Regions from separate parts of the Mus musculus genome. Here region 1 is linked to region 2. Evidence: chromatin loops called from intact Hi-C (ENCODE). Cell type or tissue: heart. All regions are shown on one strand. Links, peaks and the distances in the headings refer to the core of each region. The heading gives the core; the rest is flanking DNA. Region 1 has its middle 29 kb from the start of Gm35228. Region 2 holds the start of Gm35400 (a long non-coding RNA gene).

Evidence for each region. A loop is a pair of places that touch in the nucleus more often than their neighbours do. Peaks named below come from ENCODE experiments on the same cell type or tissue, not always from the same donor. Only the 100,000 strongest peaks of a DNase experiment are listed, where the experiment ranks them.
Region 1: it touches region 2 in a loop (3-fold over the local background); 2 of 42 quality-filtered maps call a loop at or near these places.

What each region holds. Positions count from the first base shown.
Region 1 is chr17:65,064,023-65,079,786 of GRCm38, forward strand. No RefSeq gene overlaps it. Among named protein-coding and RNA genes, the nearest start is that of Gm35228, 29 kb to the right of the region's middle. In heart, for the core only: a CTCF peak has its summit at 7,291; no DNase peak of the experiment used is centred there.
Region 2 is chr17:65,551,161-65,566,924 of GRCm38, forward strand. Gm35400 (a long non-coding RNA gene) reads right to left here and starts at 8,878. Exons shown (of 4, transcript XR_385703.3): 1 at 7,847-8,878; 2 at 6,496-7,751; 3 at 6,222-6,294; 4 at 4,980-5,303. It also overlaps the pseudogene Gm49866. In heart, for the core only: CTCF peaks have their summits at 7,246 (motif pointing right), 8,334 (motif pointing left) and 11,802 (motif pointing left); DNase peaks (open chromatin) are centred at 5,881 and 7,321; H3K4me3 peaks cover 538 bases.

The sequences.
Region 1 (15,764 bases), core at 3,085-11,084, 490 kb before region 2:
GCTGTGTCTGACTTACTTGTCAAAACCTAAATGCCCATAGGTGTATGGAGTTATATATCAAATTCAGTTCAGTTCCATTAATCAAGGTGTCTGGTGTTATACCAACACCATGCTGTTTGTATTAGTATAGCTCTGTAGTACAGCCTTAAATTGAGGGTAGTGTGATACCTCTAGCACTACTTTTGTTGACTAGGATTGTTTCTAGCTATCCTGAGTTTTGTGTTTTCATACAAAGCTGAAAATTGTTCTTTCAATTTTTGTGAAGAATTACTGTGTTACTTTTTGTGTTGGAATTTTAATGGGAATTGAATTTAATATGTAGACTGCTTTGATAGAATGGCATTCTTGCTATATGAATCCACTATATGGACTCTGCAGATCTTTTCTTCTGATGTCTTCTTCAACGTCTTAAACTTCTTACTATACAAGTCTTCCACTTGCTGGTAACTCCAGGCTGTTGTGAAAGGTACTACTTCACTGGTTTCTTCGGTTTCATTTCCAGCCCACATGCATGTAGAAAGACTAATGGTTTTGTGTTAATGTTGTGTCCTGCTGCTACCTTCATGAAAGTGTTCTTCAGCAGAAGAAGCTTTCTGGTTAGAGTTTTTCGGGTCTTTCATATAGAAAATCACATCATCTGCCAATAAAGATACTTTGACTTCTTTCTTCCCTATCTGCATTCTTACTCAATCTCCTTCTGTTGTCTTATTGCTCCAGCCAAGACTTCAAGTACTCTATCAAATAGGTATGGGAAGAGTGGACGTCATTAGCTTGTTCTTGGTTACTTGCTCTGAGTTTCTCTCCAGTTAGGTTGATGTTGAATATGGGTTTACATTGCTTATCTGGGTTTGATTTAGTTTAAGTGGATCATATATATATATATATATATATATATATATATATATATATATATATCAAAGCTGTATCTATCTGTTTTAGATTTTTCATTTTGATGGACTACAGATTTTTATAAGGTATGTCTTTATTATTCCTTAGACTTGTGACTCCTCCAACCCCATTTTCACCCATATTTTACTAATTTGGATCTTCTACTTCTGTCATTGACTTAAATTTTAAACTGGTTAAGGGTTTATAATCTTGTGATGTTTCTGAGATAAAGTCTCTGTTTCGTTGATTCATTTTTTGAATTACTGATTTCATTCTTGAGTTTGACTATTTCTCAGCGTCCTCTCTTTTGAGGTGTTATTTCTTCTTTCTGCTCTAGAGCCTCCAGGTGTGCTATTAAGTTGCTAATATTAGCTTCCAACTAGTTTCTTAGAACGGACTTCATTGTGTCCCCTAAGTTCAAGTATGTTGTGTTTTCATTTTCATTCAATTCTAAAGTTTTTTTTTTTAATTTCCTTCTTGATTTCTGACCCACTTTTCATTCAGTAGTGAGCATTCCGTTTCCATGAGCTTGTAAGATTTTTGTTGTTTCTATTGTTGGTATCCAGCTTTAATTCATAATGGTCACATAGAATGCAGAGTGGTATTTTGATTTTCTTTTCTCTGTTGACACTTGTTTTTTGTTCAAGTATGTATAGAGAATCTCTAATAAACATCACCTGTCAATTAAAAAGCCAATGGCCAATGAGAGGAGACAGTAAATAGGAGGTGGTACACTGGCAGGAGGAGAGAGGATTCTGGGAAATAGTAAGAGATAAAATAGAGACCTAGGAAGAGCTGAGAGCTGAGACAGGAGACAGACTGAGAAGGTGGATGTAAGCCAGCAGAGAAATGCTGAGGAGAATCGAAGGAAGAAGTGGCCAGGACAGAAGGAAAGGAAACTAACCATGTGGTAGACATAGAATAGTTTAAATGGGTTAAATAAGTTATGAGCTGGCCAGGAATGAGCCAAAGCTTATAACCTGTGCATTTAATAATAACTAATTAGTCTCAGAATCATCATTGATGAGAATGAAGGGGCCAGAAGGAAAAATGGCTTTAAAATTATTTTTTGCACAAGTATGTGATTAGTTTTGGAGAAAATTCCATGAGGTGCTGAGAAGGAGGTATATTCTTTTGTGTTTAGGTGAAATGTCCTGTAAATACCGATTAGATCCATTCGATTTGTGACGTTATTTAATTCCAGCATTTTTCTATTTAGTTTATGTCTAGATGGCCTGTCTATTAGTTAGAATGGAATATTAAAGTCTCCCACTCAGTGTGTGAGGTCAACATGTAATTTTAGCATTGGTAGTACTTCTTTTATGAACTTGCTCTGCCCTAGTGTTTGGTGTATAAATACTTAGAATTGCAGTACCCTCTTGGTGGATTTTTCTTCTGTTGTGTAGAGAGTTCCCTTTCAGGTTGGTCCGTGACAGAGAGGACTGGAGATTGGTGGGAGGGGACAGAATTCTGAGAGGCTCTTTGAAAGGGCTGAAGTGATCCTTAGAAAATTAGAGATATGGTTGGAGAAGGTATTCCTTCGAATCAGCTGCTTCAAGACAAAGAATAATCTGGAGGGTCATGGATAAAGGGGTTGGGAGGTCGGTAGGTTTATTCCAAGAGTTGGAGTCACCAGTGAATGAAATTGGGGGCAAAGGCAGGGCACCAGCAAACAGACTGCTACAGGGCTGAGTGTGAACCGAGAGATCTTAACGAAGAACAGGGACTAGGGTGTGAATCACCTACCTGATTCCCAGCTCTGGGTGGCTACTGGGGGTACCAGGTACAGAGTGATTCTAGGTACTGGAGACTGGCACAAAGGAATAGGAATGGCCTAGAGGGGAGGGCTGAGAGACTCCACAGGAAGAAGGAAGGCTGACCCTTCGTTAGAATTTGGTGGAGTCCCAAGAGAATGAAGGTGGAATGGGAGAAGAGGTTCTTACAGGAAAGGGGTGAGATCATAATGGAAGTCAGAAAGGAAAATGAAAACCACACACCTGAATCCCGGCTCAGTTCTGTGTGGCCACTCTGGTATTTTCTATCCTCTCTGATCTCTAGTGTTATTGGGGGCCCTAAGCCGCTAAGGGAAGCAGGCATCTCTTCCTCCCACTTGACCAATTCTATAAGCTATTCATCCACTGTGCATCTTGAAATGCTGTGCTTGCCATCAGAGTGAGTGTTAGAGAGGAGACACAGACGACATGGTCTAGTACTCTAGCATTCTCTGCTCAGAAAATAATTAAAGGTAATTTGGCACTGGGGACAGAATTGTATTGTTTATGAGAGCATACCTCATGTCCAAAAAGGAGTGGGTGTTGTGACAGTGACATGTACCATTTATAATCTGTCCTGTCTATACCCTAAGTGCTGATGGGAACAGTATTGTCAAGAGACTCAGGAGTTGGTATAGAATGTTCTTGTACAAATTAAAAGAAATAGCAAGTTTGAATCTCTGGCCCAAGCCTGGGGCAAATTCAAGAGCAAAAGTCATGAGGAAGTCATGGGAACACAGATTTGCAAAGGAAAGTGGGTTTAAGGTGGATCAGAAGGTTTTAAGGTGTCCCTAGAAAAGGGCTAGTAGGAAAACCGCACAAGTCATGTCTGGGCCCCATGGTGCTTTGATATTGGCTTCTTGGACTCTTGAAAAGTCAGGCTATTCCCAGACCTTCAGCAACTCTCACTCCCTCAGAGGCCCAGGAAGCTCTGCACGACCACAATCCATTGTCTGCTCCCTCTTGTGTTTGATTACCTGCTTTTTTTACTGAGTTAATTTGCCCTTCTTTTGCTAAATTTATTATTTTTCTGCTCAGCTGCCCTGAACTTCATTCAAATGCCATGTGTGTGTTTGTGCATGTGTGTGTGTGTGTGTGTGTTTGAAACTTGGCCATTTAATTCACAGAAGAGCCTTGAGAAACTTTTAGGTTTCAGGTTGTGTAGAGGGACACATTGCTTTGAGTTTAGACCTCCAGTTGATGTTTTAAAAGACCTGAAGGACTCCAGCTGTACTTTCTGAGTTTCACCAGGTGAGTTAGCAAGAGAAAAGAGACAGAGACAGAGACAGAGACAGACAGAGAAGTTGGAATCATATGGGATATTGCTGTACTTGTTACATTCTCACACATAGTCATTACTATTCATTACAATAAACTAAAAATGTAAGAAGAGAGGAATGAAAAGGTACTAACTAGTAGGCATCATCAGCTTTATGTTACTCAGACCCAAAGCCAAGCACAGGGGAGCTTGGTATTGCCACAAGTCTCTTCCCCAGGCTGCTGTTTGTCTTTCCACCTGAAGAGTTTGAAAAATCCCTGGTTTGTGTGGATTGCTACAAATGTATTTGATCAAAGGACTGAACCCTTGCTCATATTCCTGAGAATATAACTGCTTTGAACTTCAACAATAAGAGTGAGCAGAGACCTTAGGGGAACCCTCAGCTTACCTCCAGCACAGTGTTGCCTACATTCACCTGGAAGATAGACATAGGTTTGTTGGAGTAACGACTTTGTGCACTGTGTAAAGATTATCCTTATATTATTCAGATGCTGATTTCTGAACTGGCAGAGATATGATTGCAGGCCAGATTTTGGTATTGTTAATCAGAATCCCCTGCCTTGGTATTTTGTAAACAATGTTCTCCACCACCTTCTGGCTGGTTAAAATAAAAAGGCTGTGGCTTGTAGCCAAAAGCAGAATAGTAAGGTGGGACCTCCCAAAAAAAAAAGAATTCTAGGAAGGAGTCAGGTGTGGGAGATTCACCACCTAGGAGGACGTTGGGTGTAGGAAATTAAGGAGGAGTAACCAGCCACACAGCAGACATAGAAGAGTATCAGTGGGGTTGAATAAATGAGATCATTGGGGAGCAAGCCTAGACTAAGGCCTATATACACCCATTAATAAATATAAGCATCTGTGTCATTATCCAGGTGGCCATAGAAAAGCCCAAATTGTTACATATGCTCCTCATTTTAAAACTACCCCCATGGAAATCAGATTTTGTATAAAGCCAAGTTTTATTTATTTATTTTATTTTTTTACATTTCAAATGTTATCCCCCTCCCAGGTTTCCCCTCTGCAAACCCTCTATCCCACCCCTCTCCCCTCCTTCTATGAGGGTGCTCCCCCACTCACCTACCTACTCTTGCCTTACCACCATAGCATTCCCCTATGCTGGGGTACCAAGCCTTCACAGGACCAAGGTCCTCTCCTCCCATTGATGCCAGATAAGGTCATCCTCTACTACAAATTCAGCTGTAGCCATGGGTTCCTCCATGTGTACTCTTTGGTTGGTGTTTTAGTCCCTAGGAGCTCTGGGGGTGAGGGGAAGGGTCTGATTGGTTGATATTGTTGTTCTTCCTATAGGGTTTCAAACTCCTTCAGCTCCTGCAATCCTTCCTAACTCCTCCACTGGGGTCCCCTTGCTCTGTCAGATGATTGGCTGTAAGCATCCACATCTGTGTCAGTAAGGCTCTGGAAGAACCAGAGATGTCCCATATCAGGCTCCTGTCAGCAAACACTTCTTGCCATCAGCAACAGTGACTGGGTTTGGTAGCTGCATATGGGATAATCCCCAGGTGGGACAGTCTCTGGGTGGCCTTTCCTTCAATCTCTGCCCCATTCTTTGTCCCTGTATTTCCTTTTGACAGGAGCAATCCTGGGTTAAAATTTTAAGAAAGGTGGGTAGCCCTATCCCTCAACTAGGATCTGTGCCTAACCTCTGGATATGGTCTTCATAGGTTCTCTCTCCTCTTTGTTGGGTATTTCAGCTAATCTTTTCCCCATTAGGTCCTGGGAACCTCTTGCTTTCCTGCTATCTGGGACTTTCTGTTGGCTACCCCCAGTTCCTCATCCCCCATTGCTATACACCTCTGTTCAATTTCCTAACCCTCTGTACATGTCCTCAGTCTCCTCCCACACCTGATCCCCCCCTTTTTTCCTCTCCTCCACTCTTCCTCCCAAGCCCCTCCCACATCTACCTCCTATGATTATTTTGTCCACCCTTCTATAAGACTGAAGCATCCACACTTTGGTCTTCCTTCTTGTGCTTCATATGGTCTATAAGTTGTATCATGGGTATTCCAAGGTTTTTTTTCCCTAATATCCACTTATCAGTGAGTACATACCCTGTGTGTTCTTTTGTGACTATGTTACCTCATTCAGGATACTTTCTAGCTCCATCCATTTGCCTAAGAATTTCATGAATTCATTGTTTTTAATAGGTGAATACTACATTTTCTGTATCCATTCCTCTGTTGAGGGACATCTGGGTTATTTCTAGATTCTGGCTACTATAAATAAGGCTGCTGTGAACATAGTGGAGCATGTGTCCTTATTACATGTTGGAGCATCTTTTGAGTATATACTCAGGAGTGGTATAGCTGGGTCCTCAATGGTAATACAATGGCCCCCATAGGCTAATATGTATTAATTACCTCAAAGGTAACACAATGTCTAATTTTCTGAGGAACAGCCACACTGATTTTCATAGTGGTTGTACCAATTGGCAATCCTACCAGGAATGGAAGAGTGCCCCTTTTTCTCCACATCCTAGCCAGCATCTGCTGTCACCTGAGTTTTTGATCTTAGCCATTCTGACTGCTGTGAGGTGCAATCTCAGGGTTGTTTTGATTTGCATTTCTCTGACGACTAAGAATTTTGAACATTTCTTTAGGTTTTTCTCAACCATTCGAGATTCCTCAGTTGAGAATTCGTTGTTTAGCTTTGTACCCCATTTTTTGGATATTAGTCTTCTATAGGATGTAGGGTTGGTAAAGGTCTTTTCCCAATCTGAAGGTTGCCGTTTTGTCCTTTGCCTTACAGAAGCTTTCCAATTTTATGAGATCCCATTTGTCTATAGTGGATCTAGGAGCCTGGACCATTGGTGTTCTGTTCAGAAAATTTTCCCTGGATGTGTTCGAGGCACTTTCCCATTTTCTCTTCTAATATAGCAGCCTCCTCTCCCAAGCTCCCCGCCATGATGATCCTGGACCAACCCTCTAAAAGTATAAGCAAGCCCCAGTTAAATGCTTTCTTTTTTAACAGTTGCCTCGGTCATGGTGCCTCTTCACAGCCATAGCACAGTAACTAAGACACACATGGCCTAGTGTTTCCCATACTTTCTACTTATTGTCCCTTGTGGAACGAGCAGCCTCCTCTCCCATGTAATCTACAGCTTGTGTTTCATCTCCAAGCCCACCCACAGTGACACACCTTCTCCAACAAGACCATACCTTTTAACCCTTCCCAAAACAGTTCCACTCACTGGGGACGAAGTATTCAGCCATATTAGCCTATGGGGGCCATTCTCATACAAAGCACAACATATAACCTTCAGCAAAGTCCCACCTTCTGCAAATCATCAGGACTCTGCCTCCTAAAGTTCCCAGAAACCTCCACCAGGTGGAGTGCAAGAGTGGAATGAGACCCTGAGGGACTCCTTACAATCAAATCCTTGCCTTCCAAGTTACTGCTCCAGTCCGAACCTCTCACATCTACTTCCTAACTGCTTCAGTTCTCTGTTTCTTCAGTATGTCCAGCCATCTCGGAGCTACCTATTACTAATTTTTTTCCAGTGGGGAAATAAGCAATTGTTTTAAAATATGCCATGAAGTAAATACTAAAGGCTTGGAGAAGGTTCCTTTGGCACCGACAGGGTTAACTGGTTGGCACTCAGATCTGCAATCACACCTCTTCCCATGCTACCTTCCCTCCCTGAGAGTTCACAGTAAGAGTCACTCTTCTATTTGATGAAATTACTACTTAAATTCAAATCTTATTAGGTTAAAAGTATTTGAACTCATACTTTATCTATGACCTGACCTCAAAATAACTTGTTTTGTTTTTAAAGAAGCTTTGCTTTTTAAGAAGAAATGGACTTCTTTCATGGAAAAACAAGTCTTACACTGATGACATTTTTTATTTCTATTTTTATTCTCTAGTTATCACCATGCTGTTTCCTGTGTCATCCACAAATCTACAATCCTGTCTTATTCCTTCATTATATGATCCTCTTATGTAGACCAGTTTTAACACCCTGTTCTCTGATATCTTAAACTTTGGCCTTATGCTGCATGCTGGGGGGGGGGGGGCAACATTTCAGTCTTTCAGAAATTAAACTTTATTATTTGAAATACCTTGTCCACATTACTATTTTGCCAGATGAAGTTATTTATTTATTTATTTATTCTGGAGACAGGGTCTTACTATGTCTTGCTGGTTGTTCTGGAGTTCGTTCTGTGGACCTGTCCATCCTCCAACTCACAGAGACCCACCTGCCTTTGCCTCCCAAGCACTATGACTAAAGCGGTTTGACACCATGCCCAGCATAAAGTGTTTAACTTCAAGTAAACAGTCTTAATAATTGAGGGCTAAATAAAGGTCTGACCTAAATTTGGATGAAGACGAAACTTCCTACTTCAATATTTCAATCTCATTCATGTCTTGTTTTGTCTTATTGTTTTTATTTTCTAATACATTTTTAGATGAAATAGAATTACATTATTTCCCTCTCCCTTTCCTCCTTCTAGTTCTTTCCAAGTACCCTGTCTCCCACCACTCCATGTCTTCCCCCTCAACTCTCAAGTTAATAGCCTATTTGTCTTTGATTATCATTGATGTGTGTATGTATGTATGAATATACATATACATGTATGATGTATGTATGCTCAAATAAGTATAATATGCTAAATCCATTTTTGTTGTTTGTATGTATGGCTTCAAGGGTACAGAAAAAATTCTAGTATCACCTGATAGTGAGCCTTCCATAATACCACAAGCTATTTCAGGAGGGTCATAGAGTTGCAAAATATACTCAGAGAGTGTTCTGCCACAATTATCTCAAGATTCCTAACAGCTGATATTTGCAACCAGATATCCCGTAATGAGCGTGCAGTGTACCACTTCAAACCTTGTAATCATTATGACAGCTGTAGTCATCCAGTATATGGGAGCAATTTGTATGTCAGGGACGGTCCTCACCACTTAACACAATGTCTTCTCTAACCCAACAACAACTCAGTGGAGTATATATTACTCACCTCTCTGTATTGAACAACCAGTATGGGGCCTCAGCCCTGGGAGAGGCTATTTCTCCCTCTCCCAACAGTCATTAGTCTATGGAAGAGACCTCATGTCCCCTCTCACGTCAGATATCCATTGATACTGCCATTGTTCTGATCTCACCCATGCGGCCACTTCTCAGAGAGTCATTTCTACCATAGGCTTGCTAGTGTTCCGGCTCTTACAATCATTCCACATCCCATTCCATGACAGTCTTGGTCTTAGATGCCGGAACTGTGAACTAGACTTATTTATTATAGCTGGGCTGCCCATGGACAGTTGATCTCTATATTGTGTCCAGTTGTGGTTTTCTGTGATGGTCTCCATTTACTACAAGGAGAGGCGTCTCTGATGGTGGGTGGTAGCTATACTTCTCTGCGGGTATAAGGATAAAATTTAGAATGTCCTAAGGAATTATGCTGGTCCAACAAAGTGGCAGTAGTAGGTCCTTTTCTAGAATTTGTGACATCACTAGCTCTAGAAAGCTGGCTTGCTTTTCAGTGTCATGGATTATTTCTCTCCTGATGTGCAGACCCCAAGTCCAACTAGATAGCTACTGGTTACCGCTAACCTGTGAATGCCACTTACTGCAACTCTTTGGCTAGTCCACCAGGTTGCTTGTTTGAATTTTTTGTCTCCAGTATCATTTCTTGAGGCCTTGATATTTTATTCATTGAAATAATGAGTGTTATCTTTATCTATAAAATGGAGACACCGTTTTGAAAGTAGGTACTTACAAACATCAACTCTAGAGTTATGACGGAAAATTAGTGATTTGGTGAATTCTTTAGACAGAGTGGCTGGGAGTATGGCTTTTTGAAAGGTAATTTTTAAAGCAGTGTCTATATAGGAAGCATCCTTGAAGATTCTCTACAAAAAGATTGCCTGAAGCAAGAATGTGGGTACAAATGCCGAGTCAAAAATGAGCTTGATACCTTCCAGTCCCAGCTGTTGTGATATTTGTAAAAACAATGAAAGACATAGAGGCCATAACCATCCAGAGACAGTCCCACCCGGGGGTCCATCCATAATCAGCCACCAAACGCAGACACTATTGCATATGCCAGTAAGATTTTGCTGAACGGACCCTGATATAGCTGTCTCTTGTGAGGCTATGCCAGTGCCTGGCAAACACAGAAGTGGATGCTTACAGTCAGCTATTGGATGGAACACAGGGCCCCCAATGGAGGAGCTAGAGAAAGTACCCAAGGAGCTAAAGGGATCTGCAACCCTATATGTGGAACAACAATATGAACTAACCAGTACTCCCAGAGCTCATGTCTCTAGCTGCATATGTAGCAGAAGATGACCTAGTCAGCCATCATTGGGAAGAGAGGTCCCTTGGTCTTGCCAACTTTATATGCCCCAGTACAGGGGAACACCAGGGCCAAGAAGTGGGAGAGGGTGGGTATGGGATCAGGGCAGGGGGAGGGTATATGGGACTTTCGGGATAGCATTTGAAATGTAAATGAAGAAAATACCTAATAAAAAATTGAAAAAAGAAAAAAGAAATAGCGGCCATAGATTTGAGAGAGCAACAGGGAGTCGGAGGGGGGAAGGGAAGGGAAAATTGTTTAATTATATTTTAATTTAAAAACATAGAAAAGATGCATTTTAGTCATGGATTCATAGGTTTCCATCCACCATGGTGAGGAGGAATCATGGGAGCGGAGCTCTTCAACTCAAGGCAGAAGGGAGTAAAGTTAGCAAAGAGCCAGGGCAAGGCAAGATTTTCAAAACTGGCCCTGGTGCCCCGTTTGGCCTGCTGTCCTTACTGAGACAGCCATCTGTCTGTCTACGCTAGTTATGAACCGTCGATTATGTCAGACCTTTCGTGATCTGTTCCCCGGTGGAAATGCTCACCGGTACTAGAGGTACTAGAGGTGGCTTTCCTAAGCTTGAAGGCATCGCTCACTTCAGTCAGTTTGATCTCCATGATTAACCATCACAGAGGCACACGGTGCTCCAATGGAAGTTCTAGGAAATGCCAACTATTTTTCTCATCGTAGCTGATAACATCATCTCCTCTTTTCCTCGCTGCATCTGAGGAGTGTTCTGATTGGCTTGGGCCAGATCACATGTCACTGCATCTGAGACATGTTCTGATTGGCTTGGGCCAGATCACATGGAGCCCTGGAAAAAACAGTGACATCTCCTCCTCACCCCCCCCACCCACACACACACACACACAAACAAGGAAACTATCAGTAGAGGGAGACAGCAGCATAGGAAGTGCCTGAAACATAGGCAGCAGGAAAGCGACACATGGATGGTTATGAACCATAGATGGTGCTCACACTTCCTGTTCCTCAAATATCCATACAAGCTTTGTTCTAAAATTGGCAGCAGCTGAATCCTATATGATAAAGTCTCTATTTTATTTCTCATATTGATCAATAGATGTTCCAATTTCTAATATACTTTAATACAGTTGAAGAAGCAGAGTATACTGACTAGATGTCACTTGACCCAAGGCTATGACATGGGTGAAAATAGAAAACCTACCTGATCATTACTTTCCAGAAGATACTCTGCTGTATATAGTTGTTGGGATAATTTTGGTCAAGCAGTCTGGTATAAGGTAGGGCATATATTTAGCATTTTGATGCATCTGTGAAAAGAGCCTTTAAAATTAAATGAAGCACTTTAAATATTTCATATCTCTCTATTAATTCTGGACCTGAATATATCCTAACATTCTTTAAGCAAAAATCAATTTCATATTACGTTAAAAAAAAGATCTATTTTTTAATCTTTAAAAATATAGGAGCTAAGGAGAAAGCATGAAAGTCTTTAAGACTGGAGCACTGACACCATACTGGAAGAGAAGGGAGGCGCATCTGTGTGTTTGTGTTTAAGAACGGTTAACACATTGAGACTCCAGAGAAACATGTGGGTCTACCCAGTAGACGGTCAGCCAACACTGAGAAATAACTCAAGCCAGGAGAGATTGAAAAGGATTCCACAAAGAGAGGAAAGAAAGAGAAGAAAAAAAAAAATAAGAAGAGACTTCAGACTGTGAAAGGCAAATATTGTTAAAGTTATTTGAAAGCACTCTCTATTTAAAAAAAAAAAAAAAAAAGCAAAGAATAAGGATGCCGCCAGCAGAGAGGAAAAATGCTGTAGGTATAAATCAAAGGTCGGTGGCGAAGCTGCGTCTGTCGGGTGGGGACGGAAGCAGTTGGAGAAAATGACTGCACACGGCTCTCGCCCATAGGCCAGGCTGCGGGGGTGGGCTCTCCAGCGGGAGATCAGTAAATGTTTCTCTGGATTTGCTACCTTACTTCGTGCCACTACCTGAGGGTGAACATTTGATCTGTTATTGTCTAAGGACTGCTTTATTTTTCTAGCTTCATATGATTCCACACTTAGCTTTTTCCCTGATGGGTCTAATGACCCTCGGGCTCGGAGGCCGTTTCTCATCGAAAGGCTATCTAAGTGTGGTCGATTTCATTTTCCGATATAATTCCCACCCAGCGGGGGACCTATTCAGAAAGATCCATCCCTCTATCTTCGGGTCAACAGTCTGGTTCCCCAACCAGAGTGTAAGCCTGAAGGTAAGATATTTTAAGCCACGGAGATGTACTCAAAACAGAGTTAAGAATCCCATCACAAAATAGGACAAACAGAAAGAACCCTGCACTGACTGTGTATTTGTTCATCTGGGGAAACAGTCATCACAGGGACACTTAAACTCTGACATCTCAGGACTTGCAGTGATTTTCGTTGCAGGTTTCAGTGGGTCTGGGTGTTTTGTTTGTTTGGCTTTTGTTGTTGTTGCTGTTCTTTTCATTCTTTTCTTTTCTCAATGTCACTGGATCCTGTCAGCATGTAACAGACCAGAGGTAAGATAGTCAGGGGGAAAGAAATTCCGGCCTGTACAACTTTAGGAAACAGGTACCATACTTCTTGTACCAGGTATTCATTTAGTTTTTATATTTTCCTTGGCTTGCTTTTTTTTTTTTTAGTTGTAATGCATTTTAAACATGTATCTGAGAGAATATAGCATTTAAAATTCATACAAGATGTTTTGTAGATGTGGTTTCTCCTAAAGCTTGCTTTTTTAAATCAACATTTTGCGCCTGAGGTTGCTCCCCCATTGGGGCTGTGGAGCTGTGATGCTTACTAACGCTGTACACTGCAGTTCTTCCGTGGCCTATCACCCCCTGCTTCGTTGACACACGTGGTTGGTCCCTGGCTTTCAGTTTCTATTAGCTAATAAATACTTCAACTAGCAGTCAGAGCTTGCACGTGTACTCATTTTTTGTTATGTGTGTATTTGTATGGCTGTGAGGGATTGATGATCTAAGGATACCACTATGCGTATACACGGAGGTCAGAGGACCGGTGAGAACTGGTTCTCTCGTGCCACTGTGGTGTCAAGAACTATTTCCCCTAAGCTGTCCCATTGGCCAGGCCCCTATGTCCAATCTTTGGTCATTTTAAAAGCCACGCTGACATTTTCTTATGTCTGTGTTGCAGTTACCGTGTTTTGCTTTTTTGTCTATTTGAGATGAGGACTCATTATGCAATTCAGTCTGGTCTAGAACTTGCTATGTAGGTGAGCCTGGGGTTGAACCCTTCTTCTCTTTTTTCTTTTCTTTTCTTTCTTTCTTTCTTTCTTTCTTTCTTTCTTTCTTTCTTTCTTTCATTCTTTCATTCTTTCTCTCTTTCTTTCTTTCTTTCTTTCTTTTTTTTGTGGAGGCTGAACTATTTTATTCATCAACCTATAATAACAGGACTATATTACTGTAACATGCACCCACCTGCTTTTATCTAATCATTCAGAGAAGGGCCTTAATGAATCATGTGGTGGTTTGAATGAGCACGGCTCACGTGGGCTCATACACTTGAATGCTTGGTTCTGTGTGGGGAGGCTGTTCTGCAAGGGTTAGGTGGCATGGGCTTGTTGGGTGACATTTATCACCAGAGATTTCCAGACTCTTAATGCTGCTTCCGTCTCCCAGGTGCTGGTGTGACAGGCATGCGCCTCATGGTGGGATTCGTACTTTTGTAGGACCTTGCAGCTAGCTCCCACTTTCACTTCCTATGTGCTATATTTTGATAAACAAAAAGTAGCAAGTTAAAGGTCTGTATTTAGTCATCTCACTTGCTTTGATTAAAAAAGTAGCTTCCAGACTTTAAGTCATAAATAAACAAATGGCTTCATAATAAATAAATGAATAAATAAATAAATATTATTACTTCTAAAAGTTTTAGAGAATTTTGCTTTTTCACTTAAAGTTAAATATAATTTTAGATTACCGATTTCCCCTCTAAGTCCATCATTGACGGTCTTTCCTTTCCATTCTGGAAAGTATGGGTTTTTCAGTGTATGCCTGGTTGGTTCTCTCAGGGCTCTCCATTTGGAGTCTTTACACGAATGTCATGTTACTTTATTCCCAGTAATTAAAATTTATAATATCTCAAAAAAGAACTGTGTCTCTTCCTTCATACTTACGCATGAGCCATCTTTACTCGGCATCTGTTTAAGTAAACTCACCAATGTTCACAAAGCAGCTCACGGACAACTTCTAGGATGCATTTTCTTCCTTTGAAGTGCAGTTTTAGGAAAGGTGGCATCTTTACATTGTTGAATTTTCCTCTGTGCAGACATGACCTCCCTGTATACCTGGCTCTCTTCCTCTTCTGCTTCATCAACATCTCTCTTTCTTTCTTCAATATTTTTTAATAAGCTTTAATAATTTTCACAATAAAGTCTAAGTTTCCTGCAGACAAACTTCATAGTATTACAACTACTTCAAATGACAGCTTTTAAGATTAAATTTTCAACCATTTGAATCTCTCTCTCTCTCTCTCTCTCTCTCTCTCTGTGTGTGTGTGTGTGTGTGTATGTGTGTGTGTCTATATGTCTCTGTGTGTAAATCGTGTTGGATCATTGTTAACTAGATTATTACTCAACAGCATAAGGCCTGGGGTTTATTTGCCATGACAGTATTGGTAGGTGGACTGGCTGGAAAAGACTCTCCCTTCTGCTATCATTTAGGCCCCAGCTGACTGAGATTATATTGAAGAAAACAGTAGCAGACGTTTTGCACACATGGCTTTGATAGGTACCTGGAGGGACTGAATGCATTGTATGTAATCAGAAGGAAAAGAAATTTGGAAAACAACTGAGAGGTCCAAAAACCTTGGAATAAAATGTTTCAATTCCCTGGGAAGCAATCTGGGCTCCTCAGAGGAAGCCACTGACAGTGGGCTGTTGGTCCGTGACAACCCTGACTTAGGGAGGATCAGTCTGAAACTCCGAGTCAGCTCCTGGGACACCTGGCCAGAGGAGATAACAAGGCCAGAACAGAGCTGGTTACTGAACCAGCCTTTCTGGGAAACTCCCCTAACCCTGCATAAAAAGGAACCAGAGAGACCCTCAAGTGGTCATCGTTTTAATGAATGGTTGACCCCTATGTACTAGTAATTGCTGCAGAACAGACGCTCTTTGACTTCCCATAGCATTTGAGTCTGGGGTCTTCCTTGAGTGATTCTTGGACTCTAACATAACCAAAAGGTATAGGATAAGTATAGGTACTTGTGTCCACAGATAAGCACCTGGAAAATCAGGAATGTTAAACATGTAGAATTGTCTCTTTAAAGGGGGAAAATGTATGACCATTTCTGCCCAGAAGGCTGGGAATGCTTTTAGTAGCCCAGTGACCTCTGCACTATCTAAATGGCCAGGCCATAATGGCCTCCCTAGACTCTTTCTTACATTTACTTCAATCAATACCACTTGTATTCAACGTAGCTATGTCTTAAGATTTGTCAATCACATGAATCATCACCAGGAAAATTTTCCAAAACTG
Region 2 (15,764 bases), core at 3,878-11,877:
TGTGTGTGTACTTGTGTATATACTCGTGTGTGCTTGTGTGTGTGCTCTTGTGTGTACTTGTGTGTGTGTGCTTGTGTGTGTGTGTGTGTGTGCTGTTTTGTATCTTCCTCAATTACTCATTGAGTGCACGATCCTCATCTCCTCCAGCACTCCACACAATCTGAGGCAGAATCCTAAAAGGCCAGGCTTTTCTTGTTGGTGGGACAGAGAGAATACTTTTCTTCCATGGCCCCCAACTATGGCCACAAAGTGGAGAGCCTGCCCCAGGGCCAAAGCTACCAGGAACTCCCTACCAGGCCAACAACGCTGCTCTTCTTCCACCACAGCTCTTCCATTGGTGGTGATGATGGTGGTGGTGAGGGGTGTGTGTGTGTGTGTGTGTGTGTGTGTGTGTGTGTGTGTGCACATGCCTGAGGAGGCTGGAGACTTCAGATCCCCCTAGAACTTGAATTACAGGCTGTTGTGAGCCTCCTGACATGGATGTGAGGAACCAAACTAGGGTTCTTAACCAGAGCAGCACATGTTCTTAACTTCTGAGCCTTTTCTCCAGCCCCACGAGCCTCCCACTTGTTGCTTTGTTTTTTGAGACAGGGTCTCTCTACATCGCCCTGGTTGCCCTAGAACCTGCTATATAGGCTGGCTTCAAACTCCCATAGACCCACCTGCTTCTACCTCCCCAGGGCTGGAGGTAAAGGTGTGTGCCACCACACCGAGCCTTCGGCCTTTTTTTTTTTTTTTATTATTTTTTTTAATGGTTCCTACAAGAACAGGCTTAGGGAGTGTGTGTGGAATGAAAGAGAGGATTGTGTTAGGAATCTGCTGATTGGCCCGGAGTCCAAGATGTTCTAGTATCTTGTAAAGTGTTTGGATAAGAAGTACTTTGTTGCCAGGGAGAAGACTCAATCAGTGCTGCTTTTGGTGGCAAATGTCCTTGGAGTGCCCCACACAAAGCCTTCACCCAGATCTTCAGCCACAGCCCTGATCCCCGTCATCTTTGAGATCATTGTCAGAGCACGGATCAATGTACCGAAGTATACTTTGCAGTTACAGCTTGAATGTAATTAGGAGGCAGAAATTACTTGTTTTCTCCTTGTTTTCTGTGTGTACAAGAGTGTTCGTGTGTGAGCGGGTGCATCTGTGTACCCATACACGCTGAGGACAGAGGTCAACCTCAGGTGCCTCTATTCAGGTGTCCTCTACGCTGTTTTATGAGCCGAGAACATATCACTGGGCTGGGGCTTGAAATTTAGTTTAGGCAAGCCAACTTCCATGTTCCAAGGATCTGCCTGTCTCCATTCCCCCAGGGTTTGATTGCAAGGGTGTGCCATCTTGCTGCGGAGCATGAACATAGTCCAAGAGTGCACTCTTGTGAGGAGAATTCTAAGTGCTTGTGAAAAACCAAAACAAAACGCCAAGAAAGAGTCTTGTGACCTAGTTTTCTTCCGAACACAGAATTGATCTTAGCATGCGTTTCCCTGCCCCTCCCAGGTACAGCGGATAGGAGTGAGTGTACTTCCGATTATTTCTTACAACTGGCTACTGTCATTTGTTTATGTGCCTCATTAGAAAAACATGTTTTTGCCAGATGCAGCTGGTCCTTGTGAGTGTACGCATGTGACTCCTGTGTGAATCACTCATGTGACTCCTCTTAACCCTCAAGAGTACAAATAGTCTGAAACTCCGAATAAAGCTGGCTACTCCGAGAGACATTAGTCTATCTCATTTATTGGATCCATTCCTCCAGGCCTCACGTCCTCTAGAAAATAAACACTGGTACTCACGCAGCGAGCAATATATTAACAGACCTGCCTCCCCAGCCTAATTTCCATCTTGTTCAAGATAAACAATTTGGTGCTTTGAGGTCCGTTTACGTTGCTGTTGGGTTTTTGTCTCTGCAACCAGAGTTTACTCAGGCTTGTGGTTTATGAAGTTCTAGTGCATTGTGGTGTTCAGGGCAGAGTGGGGCAGAGCAAAGAAGTTCATGCCAAGGCAGAGAGGCTCAGCAAGAGAGGAGAAAACAGCCAGGGAAGCCAAGGAAGACCTCAAGGACACTCCCAGCTACCCACTCCCCGCCTATAGGTTTCCTTTTCCTGGAGCAATATGAAATCCATTTTAAATTATTGACCAAATTACCCCACTTACAATTTTTTTAATGATCCATGTTTACGGTTGGTTTCCATGAATATAGAGAGATTATTAGACTAACGAAGCAGAAATTTGATATTATTTAACCCAATATTTGTTGTGACCTCTGCCATACCCACACTTTTAAAAAATCAAGTTTATAGTCTGCCACACTCTAATAGAATGTAGTAGCCTATCCCAGGCTGGGATCTGGGCTTCTGGAGGCAAATGGCTGTTGTTAGGGTTATCTCCAATTCCTGGCGTTTGTGCCTCCACCGACAAATGCCTATTTGCAATTTTTTATTTTTTACTGTGTGCCACAAATTTCAGGTCTTGGTTTCCACCACGTCTCCCAGAGGTTAAACTCAGGTCATCAGACGTGTGCACCAAGTTCTTTCATCTGATTAACAATCTTACTGCTACTACACATGTGTGTATGTATGTGTACATGTGTGTGCATGTGTGTGCCTGCATATACATGTGTTCATGTGTGTGCTTGTGTGTGTGTGTGCCTGGGTGGATGTATGTGCGTGCCTGTGTGGATGTGTGTGCCTACGTGTATGCATGTGCATGTGTGTGTGGCCGTGTGTGCACATGCACATGTGTATGCATGTGTAGTTTTCATATAACTATGCACTGTATGTTGGGAACAAACATTCTCCTTGCTGACATTATTACTCTCCTTTTTTCACCTCTCCTATTACCCTTCTTTAGCCTTTTGGACAGTTTTATGTGCGTGTGTGTGCGCACGTGTGTGTGTGTGTGTGTGTGTGTGTGTGCCCGCGTTAGACCTGTGCATGCTTTTACATGTCTGTAAAAAGTCTAGGAACCATAAGTGAAATAAACCCTCTGACACTGGTGGAGGAGAGAGAACTCAGTGGTGAGAGGCACTCCCTCGCTGGCTGCTCTTGCAGAGGACCGGGTTTGATTCCCAGCGCCCATGTGGTGGCTAACAGTCCCCTATCAGAAGACCCTGCACCTCTTCTGGCTGGCCCCCTCCTTGCTCTCTCATTTAACCAGTAACTAAAAGGATTCCTTTACTCTCCTCTTTAAAAACACTAGAAGCCAAGAAATGAGCCATAATGCCTTCTTAGTCTTCGACGTTTGTGAACATTTCCACAGAGTCTATCCTCTTGGGTGGTTTTATTCTGTGGGAAGTCTGACAATGGTACCCACGATGGGGCCTTTTCCTAAACACCTGGTGTTCCCCTGCCTAGCCACACCCCATTCCTTCAGCAGCAAATATCCACTGACACTGAGATGAAACTTAGCAGCAACAACTTCAAACACTATGCTCCCTGTGTGCTGGATGATTCCTGAACCATCATACTTCTCCAGGCCTTCATCCCTGCCCTTCCCAGTGTGACTACACAGGTCTTCCTAGAGAGAGATGGAGTTAACACACACACACACACACACACACACACCTCTTACATCTCAGCTGGCCACATGGTTTGCTTTATGAATAGCATGGAGCAAAGGCCAGAGCCAGCAACTCCTAAACATCATACTTCTTACTCCACTGGGCTGTGGAACCATAGATAAGTTACTTAACTGCACCTCTGTCTTTCCACCTGCAAAATGGGTACGTAACTGTAGCACTGTCATGATGTCCCAATGCTTAGAGCTGTTGTTGGCATGAAATAAATGCTGATTGTTTATTAAATATACAAAAGGAAGGTCATGGTGTCTTTTCACAGCAAAGAACCTAAGACTGTGCCCATTTAAGTCCTTTGTAAAGGAATTTGAAAAGGAGAAAATTTTGAATATTAATTTTTCAATGGTGTTTACCAAAAAAAAAGAGAAATTTAAATCTGCAATGTATTAACATTTTGAAATTTTTTAAAGATTTATTTATTTTATTTATATGAGCACACTGTAGCTATCTTCAGACACACCAGAAGTGGACATTGGATCCCATTACAGATGGTTGTGAGCCACCATGTGGTTGCTGGGAACTGAACTCAAGACCTTTAGAAGAGCAGTCAGTGCCCCTAACCACTGAGCCATCTCCCCAGGCCGACATTTGAACTTTTTAAATTTTTGAACTTTCAAGGGAAAGATAAAATCCAGGAATGACTTCTTGTTGCGTGACAGGTTTTGCCTGGGGAGACACAACCCATACCTACCCACCCAGCCCAGGAGACGAGCTTACCAGCTGCGGTCCTGGAACACACTGCACAGCCGGCAGGCAGCTCAGCAGGTCAGTGTGCAGTCTTTCCAGGAGGTTCAGTGGGTCTGAGCTTCCTCCAGGGGGCTGGGCATACCTCAACCTTTGCAGCTTGACTCATCTGGCAGTGACTGGCAGCAGGCTTTACCATTTACCTACGCTTGGAGAAGGAGGAACTTGGTGAACCTGGTCAGTTTCAGGGACTTGCTGAAGCTATTTTTATATTGTTTGCTTCCTATGTCCATGGAACTTCCCTTCAAGATGACCTTCCCATCTTCTGGCTTCGAAGAGCTAAAACTCCATCTCAATTGTGCCCACCTGCTGGACCGGAGTTACTCCCTGACAAGATTGCTCACCCAGTCACCCAGAGGGCAGAGAGACCAACAGCTCCTCTCTTTACCAGAGCCAAGTCCCCAGTCCACATCTTACAAAACATCAGTAATTTTGGGATCCAAAATGAACTCAAAACCCAGGGTCTCTTACTTTCCTGGGTAACCTAGACCAGGGTATGCTGAAGATGATGGAGCTGCAGACAATTATCCAAAACTAGAAGACAGCAGTTCCTGGAGGGTCTTAAACGCTGTGTTGAGGAGTGAGAGCAGACAGTCTTGCACATTTCTGTTCTTACTTGAAATGCCTTTCAGGTTTCGTTATTTGGAATATTTGTAAGAAAGTCTGAGGGAGCAAAGTATTAGTCTAGAGCGAAGATTAGCCAACTACAGTACAAGCCACACTTGCTGCCAAGTTTTGTTGATAAGATTTATTGGAACACAGGTGTGCCCATTTGTTTAAACATGATGTGTGTCTGCTTCAGTGGAAACCACGACAGAAAGAAAGGGGTACAGGGGTCTCCATGTCTTCACTCAGTATTTCCCAGTGATCCCTAGTCACAAGAGACCACACCGTGGTGTGAGACAACCCCCAAAGCTCATAGGTTTATTATATTCCTCACTCCCACAAAGCCAGACCTCCAAGTTTGCCTCGAATCTTGAAATGGTGCACGAAGCATCTGTAGGGCAGAGGGAAAGAACATGAGAAGTTCTCACACCCAGTCTTCTACACTACGGACCAGGGCATCCACTCCAGGCAGATTAACAATTTATAAAACTCCACCACCTCCAGAGACACAGGAGATGAGGCCTGGGAGCAAAGCAAATGCTGATGTTCAAAATGTAACAAAGCAGGCTGGAGAGGTGGCTCAGAGGTTAAGAACACTGACTGCTCTTCCAGAGGTCCTGAGTTCAATTCCCAGCAACCACATGGAGGCTCACAATCATCTGTAACGGGATCTGGTGTGTCTGAAGACAGCAACAGTGTACTCATTAAAAATAAATCGATCTTTTTTTTTTTTTAATGTAACAAAGCAATAACGTTGGTTGTCAACTTGACAGGACCTAGAATCACGAAAGGCTATGGGCGTGCCTACAAGGGATTCGATGGAGTAGGTTGGCTAAGGTAGGGAAGCCTGGCCTAATTGGGAGATAACACTCTCAGGGCTGGAGTCTTGAATGAAAAGAAACCAAGCTGAGCAGCCGGGGTTCCTGCTCCCTGACTGTGGGTGTAACAGGGCCAGCAGCTGCAAGTTCCCGCCCCCCTGGGACTTCCACGAGGAGCTGGTCGCTGGAACTTTGAGCCAGAATAAACCCCGCATTCCTTGAGTTGCTTTTGTCAACGTATTTTATCACCACAACAGAAACTGTAACTAAGACAGATGGTGTTATTGTGGCAGAAATTTCTAGGAAACTGAGTCACCAAGCCATAGCCGTGTTCCATTGGGGAAAGGAGAGTTCACTACACTGGTCCCCAAACCACACTGTAGTGGTGTCAGCCCCAAGTCTTGGGTCCAATATCCTTTATTAGGTGGGAGTATGGAAGCAAGCCAACATGTCCGTTCAGGGGTGGCAGGGCAGTGTGAAAAGTCACTTACCACACCTCCTCCGTGCCTTCTGTTTCTGGAGATAACCACAAGCAGGAGGGGACATCTCAGTGGAACTCGAGCCCTGGGGAATTTCCGTTGTTTTAACACATGGCAGTTTGAGGACTCTCCACCCCATTCTCTCCTCTCCTTTGTCAGAATCCCTTGTGACCCTTCTCAAGGCACCTCTGATGCCGGTGGAGGGCATGGAGTCTATCTGTTGCTCTCCTGTTTCTGGTGACAAAAGTTAGGCATGGACCCAACAGGACAGCCAGGAGGATCATACCCAGGGGCGAGGCAGAAGCAGCCATGGGCTCCCGGAGGTCCAGGTGTCACCACCCCAGGAAGGTCCTTTTGTCGAGTCTCCGACCTTGCTTTCCACCAGCCATGTGGTATTTTCTCTACGATCCCTAAGTGGTTTGTGCAGAAACAGCAATCTTTTCCTCTGAAGACACACCTATGTCACCTTTCAGCTATGATTTCGTAAGGCTTCTGTCTAGTTCTGCAAGGCGACTGTAACTCTGCTGGCCTAGCCTGAGGCCCTCTTCGATTTGATTGGACAGCTGGCTATGCCCGACCTGTTGGATCCTGAGCTTAGTTGCTCCTGTGACAGCAGCGCCATTGAGGGGCATCTCCAATAACGTTGAGAGTAAGATGGGATTCCTCTCTTTCCGGTGATGAGGGCCTTAATATTGGTCTACCTCTGGTACAAGGAGAATATCTAGGTCTGGAGTCAGGAATACCATCCTGCCATCCCCCACTGGGTAACAGGTTCCATCTGCACAATCGAAGCATGTGCCATTTAGGCCTTGGTTCAAGTCACCAAGGTGCAGCTTTCCCCTGCTTCCCCTGCCTGGACATGTGGACCCGTCAGGCGGGAGTCAGCAGGGCTGTCCAAGACTGTTTGGCTTTCTAGAGTTGGGCTAGTGACCCCAGCACGGGTTAAGTTGCCTGGCTGGTCTTCACACAGATCTAGCAACCAACCGTTTTCCCAGTTCTAACTCCACCAAGCCACTTGCAAGTTGAAGCGTTTTCACTAGAGGGCGCCAGAGTCAAATCTGGATAAATCTGGTTTTTTCTCAGGATGGAGCAGAGGCTCATGGGTGGAGCCAATTGACCTCGCTCTCAGGCATAGAGGCACTGGCGGAAGCTCTAACCATTTGAGGGTCCATCCGTCTGTTTCATCCCTGCCTTCACACATCCCAACCCAAAGATACCAGGACCACCCCTGTTCTAACTTTGTTATCTTTAGTTTCAGAGTATCTCTTGTCCCGCTTCCGGGCTAGTCCCTGACAAGGAGACCCCTTGTCCTTCCGCGGGTGCACTGTCCTATGCCCCTGGCAAAGTTAAGTCCACACGGTCACAGCTTCTTAAGAAGGACCGGTATTTTCCCCCACAGTGATGTTCCTTCCAGGGGACTCATCCATATGCTATGCATGCCAATTGTTGCAAATTTCCTGGGACAGGGCTCAGTGCCGCTGCGTTTCTCTGTGATGGCTGAAGGACTGACAGTAATTGGCTTTCTCCTAGTCCATGCACCATCTGAAGGAGAGAAGACGGGGTCCCAAAGGGGGGTAGTTAGTTTTATTGAGTGGTCTCCCACAGAGCAATCCCATGGTTCACAGAATCAGTATTACCTACTGGCCTGGAGGCTCCAACAATGTCGATGCGTCTTTGGTGAGCTTCCCTGTGGGAGGGGTTACCATGGAGATGGCTGCTCCTGTGTCAAAGATGAAGTCCATCTTTGCTTGGGCCCAGCATCTATTTTGACGATGGGCTCCTAGGGCCAATTGTGACCGAACCTGGCGGTGCTCGGTCTGACCTGTCTCCCAGGTGACAGCCTCAGCCCTCGTGGGGGCTTCAGTTTCATTGCAGCTATGCTAGGGACCTCTTTTTGTTTGGGGTTTGGGCACTCATTCTTCCATTCGCCTTTCCCCTTGCAATAGACACACACACACACACACACACACACACACACACACACACACACACACACTGGTGCAGAGTTCCTGCCATATCGAGGGAGTAGACTTTGCAGACAGCCCTCTATCTAGTCTCCACCAGGGGACACCCCCTCTGTCTGATGCCTACCTGGCCTGCCACCTAGTGGTAACTTACTAACGCAGGCCCACACCCTTCGCTCACCCCATAGCCACCACCTGACCCCAATGGCTTTTTATCAGGTACCATTTAGACACTCAAAAATCACAACTTTGGTCCAAATTGATCACCCTTTGGCTGCCGGGTAGTGTGGTTCATAGGATATGCCACAGTGCACAGGAGGCAAGAGCCTTTCCCAACAAATAAGGGCAAAGCCAACGGAGCACGCCAACCTGCCACAGAATATTGGGTGCCAAATTGTGCTTCCAAATTAATAGCTAATGAGGTTACTCTCATTAGTGTTCTAAACAGAATATTCAAAGGCAATTATACAGAATGTTTTATCAATATGAACTGTAGGTGTTTTCCTTCTTAAATTGTTTATTATCCATAAGCCCCCATCCAAACCTTGTTGTCCCTTGGCCAGAGCTTCCATTTAGTAACTAGTGATCAATATATACACGTTGATCTGGGGTAAAGAATAAATGTAAATCGAGAATTTCACCATCTCAATTGAACCAATTATTCAACATCTGGGAGAAAGACCAAGGAAATATGAACACATAATGCCCTGTGTAATTATAAAGCATTATGAAAAATTAATGCTTATAACAAAATAAATGTCAGTAATTATATTAATGATATTATATTGTATCATTTCATCAAAAGGATTTGCCTGCATTATCACTACAATTAGCCCAATTTTATGTTAGAAAAACAAACTTTACTTTGACTAGCTAATACATGAAGCAGGGTGGGGTGGACATTTCGATCCTTACAATCGAGAGGAACGTCCCCTTCAGCCTGAATACAGCTTGAGGTGGAAACTACGCTTTTGATTATATTTGAGACTGCTGTGATCAGAAACCATGACTAAGGCAATCTTTTTTTTTTCCAGTGTTTCGTGTGATTTTATTTTCTCCCTTCAACCATAATAATATGATATCCAAATTTTGTCTTAACAGGTGGGTCTGTTACTACAGGGTTATCCATCCCATTTGTAGGCAAGGCAAACGCTGCTTCCTGAAATGACCCCACCATGGAGCCTCTGGTCATCCAACCAGAGTCACCCCCTGTCTGGGTTTATCTTCACTATTTTGTGTGGCCACTTCACTGACTCTCATCCCAGACTTTAACTTTTCCATGGCTTCCATGATTCCCCCATGGTTTTCACATAGAGTGTGTCTGACCTTTACTGCATTGCCACCGCCTTCAGGACCCTGAGACTTCTTGTCAGCACTGTCACTCCCAGAGGCTGCACCTCCTTCCCCTCCTTCTCCAGAACCAGTTTTCCCCTTCAGCGGCATCTCTTAAGCATGCAGTTGAACTCTCTAGCAACTAAGGTAAGTCTTATAACATTTAATTGGGGCTGGCTTACAGGTTCAGAGGTTCAGTTCATTATCATCAAGGTGGGAGCATGGCGGAACCCAGGAGGCATGGACACGGGAAGAGCTGAGAGGTCTACATCTTCATCTGAAGGCTGCTAGCAGAATACTGACTTCCAGGCAGCTAGAGGGTCTTAAGCCCGTGCCCACAGTGACACACCTATTCTAACAAGGCCACACCTCCTAATAGCGCCACTCCCTGGGCCAAGCATATACAAACTATCACAGAGATATAGGTTGTTTTTAAAGAATTTGCACATTAGCACAGCTTCATAAACTGTGGGTCACGAGCTGGAGAGATGGCTCTGCAGTTAAGAGCACTGACTGCTATTCAAGAGGTCCTGAGTTCAATTCCCAGCAACCACATGGTGGCTCACAACCATATGTAATGGGATCTGATGCCCTCTTCTGGTGTGTCTGAAGACAGCGACAGTGTGCTCATGTAACAAAATAAGTAAATCTTTAAAACAACAACTATGAGTCACAGCTCCACATGGAGTCACAGAACTAGCACAGGTGTTGTGAAAGGGTTCCTATCACATATTGATAATCATTCATTCATAATGGAGATTGTAAGGAACCTGAGCAGCCCTGGCAGCGCTTGCCAACGTCACCTCTGAACCAACAGCTTGCTTGGCACCATAAACACTGTCACAGCCACCACCACAGCCACTGCCACAGCCACTCCCTCAGCCACAGCTACTGCCTCAGCCACAGCCACAGCCCACAACACAGCTGGGACACCTGGGTTCACTTCAAGACTCCCGTGTGCTATGGTGGCATTTTACTATCCATACAAACATCCTGCTCTTCTACAAACATAATCACTTAATCACAGGAAACTTTAGTATCTCACTGCCATTGTTCCTTATCCTGTAAGTATCAAATGAGTATAGCGTTTGACTATTAGAGCAGAACATTTGGTTTTTAAAATTGCTGTTTGAGGGCTGGCAAGATGCCAGGTAAAGACATTTTACCAAAACAACATGCGCTCAGTCTCCAGAACCCACACAGTGGAAGAAGAGAACGGGCTTCCACACCATCCCAACTTCCAGTAGCCCCATGATGCTCTGTGTGTGAGTGTGTGTGTGTGTGAGTGTGTGTGTGAGTGTGTGTGTGAGTGTGTGTGTGAGTGTGTGTGTGAGTGTGTGTGTGAGTGTGTGTGTGAGAGTGTGTGTGTGTGTGAGTGTGTGTGAGTGTGTGTGTGAGTGTGTGTGTGTGAGTGTGTGTGTGAGTGTGTGTGTGTGTGAGTGTGTGTGTGAGTGTGTGTGTGTGAGTGTGTGTGTGTGAGTGTGTGTGTGTGAGTGTGTGTGTGTGTGAGTGTGTGTGTGTGTGAGTGTGTGTGAGTGTGTGTGTGTGAGTGTGTGTGTGTGTGTGAGTGTGTGTGTGAGTGTGTGTGAGTGTGTGTGTGAGTGTGTGTGTGAGAGTGTGTGTGTGTGAGTGTGTGTGTGTGAGTGTGTGTGTGAGTGTGTGAGTGTGTGTGTGTGAGAGTGTGTGTGTGTGTGAGTGTGTGTGTGTGAGTGTGTGTGTGTGTGTGAGTGTGTGTGTGTGTGAGTGTGTGTGTGTGAGTGTGTGTGTGTGTGTGTGAGTGTGTGTGTGTGTGAGTGTGTGTGTGTGAGTGTGTGTGTGTGTGTGTACTGAGGTGCTGTGTTGAGTTTCATGTTTAAACGGTTGTCAAATGAATTTTAGTTGTGATTGGAGCAGAAGTTGCAGTTCTTAAGCATAGTTCTCCCATTTGCACTACACTTTTATATAAAGTGGCAACTCGAGGTGGATTATAAAGTCAAAACACCAATAAATTCTGAAAAGTGTGACAATGCCCCACACCCTGCAGTATCAAATATCCTGCCAAGACTTGAGTATGCTGTAAAAATAAACAAGCACACCCCTCCCACTGATGTGCAAATTTGCTTTCCTCTGTAGTAAATGATACGATTATATATATCAAAGAATTGTTAACATAAATGTCTTATGACTTATCAGGAAATACTTGGTATTATGGAGGTAAAGATTTCTGTAGAGATTTCTCAGGCAAAAGGGAAAAAATTTAAGCAGCCCTGGAATTCGTTTGGCTTCGAGAAATAGGATCATAGTGCCATCTAGTGGCAGGACCAAGTTTTACAACAGTTGGTTTGGGTGGCTTTGCCTTAAGTAGAAAAAAATGAAAACTGTGTGTTTTAGTTTCACATAGTTTAACACCAGGTAAAAATGAGACGCCCTGGAGGGCGGGGTATTGGTGTTGTCTTTGAGCACCAAACCTTTACTGTCCTTACAGAAAATTCCACAAACCTGACTCTGACCTAAAACATAACAAGGAGTCATTGGATGAAGGCATGCCACTACCTCCTGGGGATACTTTAAATTTAGCAATGCCATTTGCCTAAAATTAGCAAGACTCTGGGGGCCAGACAACCAAATATAGTTACAGTAATGTCTTCTGCCTAAACCATCAGTCACAGCCAATGACATTCTGGGAATGCTAAATAGAAATTTCTAGAAACAAATAATTTGTGTTTTAAATATTTACTGTTATTTTTAAAAAAAAAAAAACATTATCCAAGCGTTTTTCTCCCCTTAGCCAGCAATTGCAGTTGACAACAGGTTAGCAGCACAAATGTGCACAGCACCATGTCTGGAGGCAGGCAGATGGGACATAGACGCCCCATTCCAAGTGGCAGGATGGAGTCTGGTGACGCTCCACTGTCCCACCCTGCCAGAACACAGTGCACGAATGAAGTCATGCCAGGGGAATTCTGAGTGCTTGTGAGAAAACTCCAAGAAAACAAGACAAGAGTCGTGTGACCTCAGTTTCTTCAAAAGCAAGGAGTTGTTCTTGGGTTGTGCTTTTGAGCCCCTCCCAGGTTTGCCCATCGGAATATAGTAAGTTTACTTTATTCATTACAACTGGCTATTGTTACGTGTTTATGTGTCTCTTGAAAAAAAACTTGTTTTTGCCATGTGTGACTTGCCGCTGTGACTGTACAGTTTAGTCAGATGACTCTTCTTAACCCTCAGAGGATTAACTGCCCGGTGCTCTGAATAAAGCTGGCTATTGCAGGAGACTTCAGTCCACCTCGTTTATGAACCCCATTCTCCTAGGTTCCACCAACTCTAGAGCGGTAAACACAACCCAAGCTATGAGTCACCCTTCTGTAAAATGTGTGCCTACAGTGCATATGTCCAAAATACCTGTCTGTAGAAGTTATGTCTCCATTCTTCCTCCCAGAAATAAGACTCAGACTTGGAATATGTTTAAAAATACCTTGGCCATGTTGCTAGCCTTTTCTCTGACTAGATCATAAGTTACCCCATTTATTCTAGTCTACATTCTGCCATATAGCTGGTTACCTGTGCTACCTCTGTCTCCTCTCCTCTTCCCACGTGATACCCTGTGCCTGGCTAGAAGGAGATCTATCTGGCTCCTTTTCACAAAGCTCTACCCTCACACACATAGCATCTGGTTCTGCCAGCCAGTGCCTCAGTTGCCTTGGGTGCTCAAAGCAGGGAACACGCATGTGCTTCCTCACATCCCAGAATTCTCTCTGCCTCCCGGATGTTCCACCTTCTATTCTACCCTTTCCTATAGGCCACGGGTTTTTTAATTGACAGGTGATGCATCCATACAATATACAAGTTATTCTCTCTACATGTGTCCACAGAGCATATGCTTCTGACGTCACTTGGTAGCTGTTTCAGTTATCAAACCTTACATCCCAGTATCCCAGTGCCTATGTTCAAGTAATCTTTACTTGCTAATGGTCTCACAGCTCAAATAGCAATGCTGGCAAGTTAGATGTCCTTTTAAAGGCTACAAAATAATCAATCCCCTTTAAGGGAAAAGGTGAAAAGTGGAACAAGGTATTTTGAGGGACCCGTACCACATCCACACAATTATTATAGTGCATTGTTAGGTTGTTAAAACTACTACTTACTTTTAGTTATTCTTTTTTGTCCAAAGATTATTAATTTATTTTATTTATATGAGTATGTTGTAGCTATCTTCAGACACACCAGAAGAAAGCATCGGATCCCATTACAAACGGTTGTGAGCCACCATGTGGTTGCCGGAAATTGAACTCAGGACCTCTGGAAGAGCGGTCAGTGCTCCTAACTGCTGAGCCATCTCTCCAGACCATTTTTCTTAATCTCCTACTGTGCCTAATTTACACATTAACCATTGTCATAAGAAAACACATTACATTTGGTAGTATCTGAGGTTGTAGATGTCCCTTAGGGATCTTGGAATGTGTCCTCTCAGAGAAGGAGGAAAACTCTACTGACATAGATTTAGAAGGTATAAAAAGAATTTCCAAACATACCAGAACTCCATAATGGTTGTGATCCTGACTACATAAAATATGTGGTTCAGTTAACAATCATTTTATAAGGAAATTTGACTTAGGTCAACAGCGAACAGTTTGTGGACAGAGAGGAGTGGTCAGACGCACACTCGGTGTGCTGATTGGCCCAGCAAACAGGACGTGCATTTCAGAAATGCCCCCATCCGGTGCCCATCAGGAGGGTCACTGTGAGGGGAGAGCCCTTCTCAGGACCAATACTTCAAAGTTATGAACAAAAGCCTCATTTCTGCACTGGTAACATTGATATCATGACTGCATTACTCTGAGCCAGTGGTGCTAACTGAAGCTGGGGCTGCAGGTGGATGGAACGAGATCTATCTGGCTCCTTTTCACAAAGCTCTACCCTCACACACATAGCAGCTGGGTTCTGCCAGCCAGCGCCTCAGTTGCCTTGGGTGCTCAAAGCAGGGAGCACGCGTGTGCTTCCCCACTCACCCTGCAGAGCCAAGCCATTTGCTCTACTGCCCCAGCTCTGCTCCATCAAACTTCCAACACAGAACCTGAGGTTTGGAGGGCACTGCCTGAGACATGGAGATGCTCTCAGGACTTCCCTGGAGAGCGGTTTCTCCCCATCCCAGACCCTGCTGCCTGCTCTCTAACAACTGAACTAACTGAAGAAAGGATCTTGCTTCCTTCCCACTCCTCGTGTTTCTTAAACAAGTCCCTGTAGGGACAGAAGGACCCTTGGGTACTATCACCACCAAGTCCCTAAGTGAACTCTTTCTCCACTCAGGTTGTCCCTACTCTCTGCCTTCAGTTCCCTGTGGCCCTCTCTTTCCCTCCCAAAGCCTAAGGGTTGCTCTAGAGGATGGGTTTGTTTTGTTTTGTTTTGTTTTGTTTAGATTGACTAGAGGGCATAGCAGTGCCTTTCCAGAAAGGCACAGAACTCAGGACCCAACAATCAGTAAGAGCCGAGCCAAGTGTCTGGTCACCTACATCTGTGTTCAGCTAGAATGCCCCACCAAAACATCCCTTAGCTACAGTCAAAGGGGATGTGTTCCCAGCCTTGATTTCCCATTGCCTAAGAGAACCTGATGTCCTGTGGTTCTGGAACTGAGCTCCTGGCTCCAGAGGGATAACAAGGAATGGCAATGAACTGAATCTGAGCATCAGAACCAGACAAAGGCTGTTCTCGCTACAAAGAGAGGACTGGGCCTGGCGTGGTGGCGCACGCCTTTAATCCCAGCACTCGGGAGGCAGAGGCAGGCAGATTTCTGAGTTCGAGGCCAACCTGGTCTACAAAGTGAGTTCCAGGACAGCCAGGGCTACACAGAGAAACCCTGTCTCAAAAAACAAAAAAATAAATAAATAGATAAAAATAGAAAGGAGGACTGGGGGGAAGGAAAGCCAAAAAGAAGTTACAGAGATTGTTCCTAGAGCTGAGATAAAAGGATACAGAAATTGTACCTGAAACAAAGTTTCAGCATGTACCATCTACATTCTGGCCCTGAGGCAGATCTATGCCAACCATCCCGTGAGACTCCAGTAAGCAGCAAGGTGGAGGGAAGGGGCCAGACAAGGAAGCTTTGCAGGCCATTGTAAGGATTTTCCATGGATGGAATGAAAATTGGAATGCCTGAGTGCACTCTGAACAAAATAAAGAAGCCCTCTGATCTACTGTGATCTAAAATCAGTCCTAAGAATAGTCTAGGGGTCAGAGCACCTACCAAGACCACTGAGAACAAGCGTACCAGAGGGATCAGTGAGAG